Regions from separate parts of the Homo sapiens genome. Here region 2 is linked to region 1. A link is a contact called in ENCODE Hi-C or POLR2A ChIA-PET data. All regions are on one chromosome and are shown on one strand. Each heading gives the region's core, a stretch centred on a gene start or an enhancer-like site at or near the end of the contact. The rest is flanking DNA. Distances are from core to core; before and after follow the strand shown.

Region 1 (4,221 bases), core at 1,081-3,580:
TCAAAAAGTAGAGGGGGCTGGGTATGGTGGCTCACATCTGTAATCTCAGCACTTTGGGAGGCTGAGACGGGAGGATCACTTGAGCCCAGGAGTTCAAGACCCGACTGGGCAAAATATGAGGCCCTGTCACTACAAGATTTTTTTTAAAAAAAATTAGCTGGATGGAGACTGAGGTGGGAGGATTGCTTGAGCCCAGGAGGTTGAAGTTGCTGTGAGCCATAATTGCACCACTGCACTCCAGCCTGGGTGACACGGTGAGACCCTGTCTAAATAAATAAATAAGCCCATACCTCATTCTGGGATGGGAGACTATTGTGGATTATGGAAAGCTAAGTCTGATAGGACAACCAGGATTAATCTAGGTGGATCGGAGGGACTCACGGGCAAAAGTTGGCAGCAAAATTCTCAACCATTCATTTGAGTGGATAGAAAGAAACGGGAAATAGAAAAAGTGGTTTATTTGAGAAGGCATTCATCATCGCTCCCTCTGGCTCCTATACCTCAATGCTCAAGCAATACCTTTAAAGCAGAATTGAGGTATGAGCTCTCTAGGGAGAAAGAAAAGGCAGTCTGCCTCCCCATTTTAGCTTCTGGGTAGAGACGATAGATAGAATAGGCTTGTTTGAGTTGGTTTGTCTTTCCCAGAAACCCTGGAGCACAGCTCCCCCACTTACCCTTGTAAACCCCAAGGGAGGACTTCTTCTATATAATCTTGCCTGAAGAAGGAAAGCTAGGGTATGGCAGAAGGTTTGGTCAAGATCCTAAATTGCTGTGGGATTTAGGATTGGACCCCAGGGCTGCTGCTAGTTCATATGAAGCATTTATAAAAATTTAAATTATATAGCTATGTATCATATATATAACATATATATACACACACATACTTCTGGGATGATATAACCCAAAGCTACTGTTTTACAGGGCTTGGCAAGTGAAAGACCCCCCTCCCCTAGTTCCTCCTGTATTGGGTATTACCTGAACAAATGGTGGCCTAGTTTGTCCCAGATTGTATAGATTTTACTAATGTAGGTTGAACAGATTGATGAAGTTTTTAAAGTATCTGAATCTACTCATGTACTTGAAGAGCAGGTCAGCAGGTCCTTCCTTACAAAGCTCTGAATGATTAGTTAATAACATGGTAGTTTTTAAGGAACTGTACCTCACAGTAAGTACATCTTTTTCCTCTTTATCCAGTTACTTAAAATGACAGTAATAATAGTTAACCATTATTGAGCATAATGGATATGTTCCAGACAGGCACTAAATAGTTTACAAAGATTAATTCTATGAATTCTTATAACAACCTTATAACACAGGAGTGTACTATTATTCCCTTCTAATATTTCAGAAAACAAAGGTTTCAGTGGTTGAACTCAGCTACTGAGTTAATTTCAAGCCCATTTTAGCTCCCACTCTATACTGCCCATTTTCTTTTTTCTCTCCCACCCTCTTCTTTCTTTCCTCTACCTCTGTCTCCCTATAGGAAATAAAAGTCTGCGGAGGAACCACGTAAATATGATTTTCGTCGAGCCACCTGATAACTCTACAATTGACCTTTTAGCTCTGACATTCCCTGAGACTGAGTTTTCCAACAAACAACTTCTCTTTGTTGTTTGGGTTATGCTTAAGAGCCAGCGTTCTGAAAATCCTGGCTTCAGGTTTCCAAACTAGCAGGTTGTGCTCAGAGCCTAATCCTTGCTGGATGGTAGCACATTTCATCACACAAAAACCACAGCTCCTCTTGGTCCTTGGCCTGATGCTCTGCAGCTTCTTTGGCCAACTCAACTAAAAGTGCAGTGGGGAAGCCCCATTCATGGTAATTTCCAGAGAACCATTTGCCTCACTTGGGGAAACGGGTATAGCACAATCCCTGATAGTTTCTGGACAAAAAGGTTCCATGTTTTCCCCTATGCTTTTGGCATGTCTTGGATGATTCCCTTTGGTATGAGTCATCTCCTTAAGAAATCATAAGATATACAGCATTTAACTAAAGTTTGTAACACCAGATTCTCTCCAGAAGGTGTTTTCCTTGATTTGGCTTTTTAATTCTTCTTGATTTGAAAAATCTTTATACCAAAAAAAAAAAAAAAAGTCAACTTAAAACATGGACCTATCCATGCAACTTTAAACTTTATTAGAGAATGTCATATAATGAAGACATACAGCTATTCTATAAAATGTCTAACTATGGTGAAAAAATATGTGACATTCAATGTATTAACTTTCAAATAACATAGCTTAGTGCTCTTGGTTATTGGTTTCCAAAGACTTGCTGAGCATTTCCTTGTTTGGCCTTGGAAGAATTTGCTCTGGGATTTCAGCCTGGCCCTTGACTTGCTGAAAAACCACAAGATGTAGAACAAAGAGAGCAGGCTGAGAAGCCAGTTAGTGAAAATGAAAGCAAGAGGTCCTGGCCTGAGGCTTAGTGTGTGTTCTTGAAAGAAGGAAGTTGCTGCAGGGTCAGGAGAATGTCACTGGAGGCCCTTGCACTTGCTAATGCCAATCAGACCTCATGGGCTCCAGGCAAATCAACAAAGTCTGGAGACGAAATGTTTGAATGTAACTGTTACAGCAATGTCCTGGCTCCACAGAGATGTCTTTTCTCCCAGAGGTTACTGTTTCACCATTAACCATTTAACCATTTTCTCAGCCACTCCTGAGCTCCAGTCCACTCTCCCAACTCAGTAGGAAAAGTGAGTGACAGATTTTCTAAATTAGAGCCCAGACTTCGAAAGGTCACAGCTAAGAAAGCACCCATAGGCATTTGCCTTGCCATTTAGTAAAATTTCTGACCATGATACAGTGATGGGGCAATCTAAGAAGGAAAGGGGACTGGATTTGTGTGGGTTTGCAGAGGTTAAAAGAGCAGTGTCTTCTGGGAGTCCCTGGTGGAGGAGTGATGGGTCTTTTTTCTTTTTAAAGAACTTTAAGTATATACTGACTTGCAATGGGTAGAGCAATTTTTAAAATTTCAAATGAATGGCATAACTCCCTTGTGGAGGCCTCTCTTTTCAAAGTTAAAAACAAATTTTTGCAGAAGCAAGCTCAGACTGATTTTTGAGCCCTCCTGCATTTTCCAGGTGGAAATTCCTTGGCCTTTGAACCCTGACTAAAACGTCAGAGATTATAAATCTAACTGCTAAGTATTATGAAATATAGCGTGGCAAAACAAAAACGAAAACAAAACAGAACGAGAAAATCCACAGAACGAGAGGAGTGAGGAGACCACTGTCTTAGCCTCTATGTAGTTGAGCAAGTCCAGGAGTCTTTCCAGGTCAGTTAAAAGGAGGGACACGAATCATTAGTTAACCTCAAGGGGCCCTTGCAGCTCCTAAATTGTATACTCACATAAACACAACACTCTGTCTCTGGTGGGTTACCACTGTTTTATGATATCCTACACTGTACAGCTAAGTTTTGGACCAAGTTTACAAGGTAGTGTTACTCCCTAAAACATTTTTCTGATATATTAAATTGAACTCTAAGTCCCAGAAATGCTACATAGAAATTACATTGCACTTTGTAAAAGTTGTATATGGCTCCAAAACTGCATTAGAGACTAAAAATATATTTCCAAACTCTTACATGCATGGTGTTCGTTTAAAATGGAAAATGTATTTGTAAAAAAGTACGTTTCTCTCCCGATGGTAATACTGGGTTTATATTATCCATTACCAGTGCTTTCACTGCCCTCTGCTGCTCTGAGGAGGTGTGGAGCGCCAGTCTTTTATATCCCATTGGAGAAGGCCAACTTTTCATTTATGGTCATGATTATTAATGTTCACTGGCATATTCCAAGTGTAATACTATCTGACTTGGAAAATCCCAACAATGAGGTAGCCAATGGCCTGAAACCAAAGAAGCACTGTGTTCCTGTGAACCAGGACTTTCTAAAGTCTTCTGGGGTTTTATTAAGTTCTGGGCGTTCTTTCTATAAGGTCACTAATATATGAAAATAGCTGTTATTTTGGAAGTTGATTACAAGGTTTTTTTTTTTTTTGGTAAAATATCAGTTATTGTTTAAAACATGAAAAATTAGTAGAAATGCCAACAAAAATGATTTGAGATGAGAACCTGGCCTCTTTAAAAAGTAGACTGAAGTGTAATAGAATTTCATTATGGGAATGTTCTATTGTTTGCATTTAACTATTAGATGATTAGCATAAGGAAAATATTGAGCACTTTCATTGTTTCAATTATATTTTTCTATTATTAATTAAC
Region 2 (4,221 bases), core at 468-2,967, 100 kb before region 1:
ATTTCTGCAGTATCATTTGGTAATGTCTCCTTTTTCATCTCTGATTTTATTTATTTGGGTCTTCTCTCTTTTTTCTTACTCTGCTAATGTTTGTCAATTTTGCTTAACTTTTCAAAAAATCAACTTTTTGTTTCATTTATCTTTTTTTTTTGAGATAGAGCCTTGCTCCATCACCCATGCTGGAGTGCAGTGGCGTGATCCTGGCTCACTGCAACCTCCACCTCCCAGGTTCAAGCAATTCTCCTGCCTCAGTCTTCCCAGTAGCTGGGACTACAGGCGCAAGCCATCACACCCGGTTAATTTTTGCGTTTTTAATAGAGAAGGGGTTTTTCCATGTTGACCAGGCTGGTCTCAAATTTCTGAGGTAATCCACCCGCTTCAGCCTCCCAAAATGCTGGGATTACAGGCATGAGCCACTGTGCCCATCTTTGCTTCATTGATCTTTTGTACTGTTTTCTTCATTCCAATTTTATTTATTTATGCTCTGATCTTTATTATTTCTTTTCTTCGACTAATTTTGGGTTTGGTTTGCTCTTGTTTTTCCAGTTATTTAAGACGCATCACTAGCTTGTTTATTTGAAGTTTTTCTTCTTTTCTGATGTGGGCAGTTATAGCTATAAACTTTCCTCTTAGTACTGCTTTTGCTGTATTCCATAGATTTTGGAATGTTGTACTTCCATTATTATTTGTTTCAAGAAATGTTTAAATTTCTTTCTTAGTTTCTTTATTGGCCCACCAATTTTTCAGGAGAGCATTGTTTAATTTCCATGTGTTTGTACAGTTTCTAAAATTCCTCTTATTATTGATTTTATTCCATTGTGGTCGGAGAAGATGCTTGATACTATTTTAAATTTTTTAAAGACTTGTTTTATAACCGAACATATGGTCTATCCTTGAGAATGATCCATGTGCTGAGGAAAAGAATGTGTATTCTGCAGCCGTTGGATGAAATGTTCTGTAAATATCTATTAGGTCCATTTAGCCTATGGTGCAGATTAAGTCTGATGTTTCTTTGTTGATTTTCTGTCTGAAAGATCTGTCTGATGCTGAAAGTAGGGTGTTGAAGTCTCCAGCTATTGTTGTATTTCGATCTGTCTGTCTCGTTAGCTCTAGTAATATTTGCTTTATATATCCGGGTGCGTGCTCTAGTGTTGGGTATGTATTTATTTACAATTGTTTTAGCCTCCTGCTGAATTTACCCCTTTATCATTATATAGTGATCTTCTTTGTCTCTTCTTATGGTATCTGTCTTGAAATCTGTTTTGTCTGATATAAATATAGCTAATCCTGCTCTTTTTCTGGCTTTCATTAGCTTGGAATATCTTTTTTTATCCCTTCATTTTCAGCCTATGTGTGTCTTTATAGATGAAACGTGTTTTTTGCAGGCCAAGTTACAATAATATCCTGTTGAATAAGTAAGATACTGATAGCTACATTATATATATTTCTATTTATTACTGGCTCTATTAGTAAATAATTGAAAAGCAAATATGAATATCAAGGCATCGTAAAGGCAGAAACTCAAAGAAGCAGCTCCCCCAAACCTTGCCCCCAGAGGTCTGAGGGAACAAAAGGAATATGTTGGAATTAATAAAACTTGGAAATTTGAAGGTGGGAATTTGTGGGGCCAGGCCAGACATCTTAGGAGGGGGTTGCCACAGCTATTGCTGGAGTCTTGGAGGAGGCTGGAGGAGACTGGTTCTGCAAGTGTTGGAATAGCTACGCACTGGAATCAGCAGCTGCCACTGGAACTCACTGCGGTAGGAACTGGAAGCAGGTAGGAGCAAGTCTCCTCTCTCTGTTCTGGCAATGCAGTCTCTCTGTCTAGTGCCATCTATTGACAGACATGACATAGAGCAGCTGGCAAAGCAGAAAGGCGATTTGAGATTTTTGTGCTGAAGCACCATAAAGCCGAATATGGAAGGGTGGATTTGAAACAGACACGTTTGATAATTGAAACAAGAAGCATTAAAATCTTGTGGAGCATATTTAGTGGGTAGGATGGTGAAGGGACAATAAAAGATGACAGAATCAGGTTGGTAAGTGTCAGAGAAGGACACAGGAAGTTTTAAACAGTGTCAAGGGTTATGACTGAAGAAAGATCTTTGTTTTATGGTTGAGATTTGGCTGAGAGTGTTTACAGAGTCACTGAAACAGATGCTAGGGTATAATCAAGTAGATGCAGTACTTATTGACTACTCTTTCAAAACTTTGGAAACAGGAGGAAGGAGGGAGATGAAAGAATAACCTGAAAAAGCACGGTTAAAAAAAGTGATTTTTATTCGAATAGGGGAAAGAGAACTGATAAGGCATTTCCTTAATAAAGAAGAGATGCTCTTTTATAATTAAGGAAAACAATGGGTGAAGTTATGTGGAAAACAAGAAAGTAGAAAGAGTGTTTGTAGGATAATTGTAACCAAATCATAAGGTAAATGATAAAGTGTTCTGCTGAGAATGAATGTGGCTGGTGTGGGATTGGAACCCAGGAGAGTGAAGCTGATTCACAACACTTCATGTGTAGAATTTAATAGGGACAGAAACATTTCACACCAGAGACTGTAAGAATCTAACAAAATGGTTTGAGAAAACATCTGAGCCAAAGTCAGGAATAAGAATTATAAACCCCTTGATGCATGTGTATGTTTGTCTCCAGTTTTGTCTTTGTAGCCCATAGTTTTCCAATTGCAGTATTATTGACATTTTGGGCCAGATAATTCATTATTTGTGGTGTGAGCCCATTGTGTGCATTGTAGGATGTTTAGCTGCATCCCTGGCCTCTACTCATTAAATCCAAGTAGGAACGCCCTCCCACTCCCCGACCCCCACACTAACCTGGCAATCAAAAATGTCCCCAAACATTGTCAGATGTGCTGTGGAGGAAAAACTACCCTTGGTTGAGAACGACTGCTCCAACACCACGAAAATGGTCAAGGCTTTGCCGATTTCTTTGCTCCCAGCACAGTTCTATCTCTAAGCAAAGCTCATATTCTCAGTCTCTTGCCCTTCTTTGGAATCTTGGCACCACCTGGCCCTAGTTGGTTGAGCACTTCTTAGGTTTACTAGTACTCCTTTGTGGGAGTTTTTATTTCTGCTGAAACATATCCCCTTTGATATGGTTTGGTTCTGTGTCCCCACCCAAATCTCATGTTGAATTGCAAAGTGAGAGGTGATTGAATCATGGGGGTGGACCTCCCCCTTGCTGTTCTCATGATAGAGTTTCCACAAGATCTGGTTGTTTGAAACTGTGCAGCACTTCCCCCTTCACTCTTTCTCTCTCCCTTGCCACCATGTGAAGATGTGCTTGCTCCCCCTTCTCCTTCAGCCACGACTGTAGGTTTCATGAGGCCTCACCAGCCATGTGGAACTGTAAGCCTATTAAACCTTTTTTCTTCATAAATCACCCAGTCTCAGGTAGTTCTTTATAGCTGTGTGAGAATGGACTAATACACCCTAATATCCAGAAACAGAATTTCAAAGAACTTTTTAAAGTTATTCATTTCTTTAGTTCTCCTTTTTTTTAAAGTCTAACTGAGGGGTTAACAAACTGAAACTTAGGGGCCAAATATAGCTGTTACCTCTTTTTGAAATAACGTTTTATTGCAATACATTCACACCCATTCATTCACATATTGCTTATGGCAACTTTTGCACTAAGACCACAGAATAGTTTCCACAGAGACCATATGACCCCTGGGCCATAGTTTGCGAACGTTTGCTCTAGACCTTAAACACTTTAAAAGAACCAAGAGTTTGCATCTACAGTATCTAATATATTGACTTCATATTTAACTTTTCTCAGATTTACCTAAAAATATATATTGAACTTAATTGTTTTCTTTCAAATAACTAGATGCAATGAAAGATCTTACTGTATCTGCCTGTATTATTGTGTATTGGGTGAGCCAAATGCTGTGGTTAAAGAATAATGCCAAAGGGTTTAGTTTTACCATTATAGAGATAATTCCTTGTGGTTCCTATTAGTTTCTTTCTTTTTTTTTTTTTTCAGTCTTAGACTGCCTCTGTAACCTTTACTACCCTGTTGCAAAAGTGTAATTATTTGTTACAAAGAGAATAGGACATAGTGAATGAATGCTTCGGTACAAATCAGTCATGCCTACCGATTTAAAAAATCAGTGTATTTATTAAAAGTGGTTACTTACTCATCTTTCCTCATGTATTTTTTTTACATTAAACACATTACATGTTGTTTGACCTTCTTCT

The links. Hi-C counts contacts between places; a loop is a spot of excess contacts on that map. ChIA-PET counts read pairs that join two places held with the same protein, here RNA polymerase II (POLR2A). Pooled maps may share reads with other maps.
Region 2: a pooled map shows a loop between it and region 1 (4-fold over the local background). The contact joins two enhancer-like sites. A Hi-C loop is called at or near these places in 1 of 37 single-sample maps with no recorded cell type and 9 of 50 pooled maps. POLR2A ChIA-PET finds 5 or more read pairs at or near these places in 1 of 52 experiments (Panc1).

The regions. Positions count from the first base shown.
Region 1 is chr4:118,965,786-118,970,006 of GRCh38, forward strand. All of the region lies in intron 1 of SYNPO2 (synaptopodin 2), which reads left to right. All of the region lies in intron 2 of SYNPO2-AS1 (SYNPO2 antisense RNA 1), which reads right to left. Among named protein-coding and RNA genes, the nearest start is that of SYNPO2-AS1, 17 kb to the right of the region's middle. RefSeq lists an enhancer at 2,282-2,331. Within about 2 kb of position 2,331, at least 24 of the 41 ENCODE cell types and tissues checked have a DNase peak (open chromatin) inside an H3K27ac peak, as active enhancers do.
Region 2 is chr4:118,863,479-118,867,699 of GRCh38, forward strand. It overlaps a transcript of SYNPO2 not described here. Among named protein-coding and RNA genes, the nearest start is that of SYNPO2, 23 kb to the right of the region's middle. RefSeq lists a silencer at 1,795-1,904. Within about 2 kb of position 1,718, at least 2 of the 41 ENCODE cell types and tissues checked have a DNase peak (open chromatin) inside an H3K27ac peak, as active enhancers do.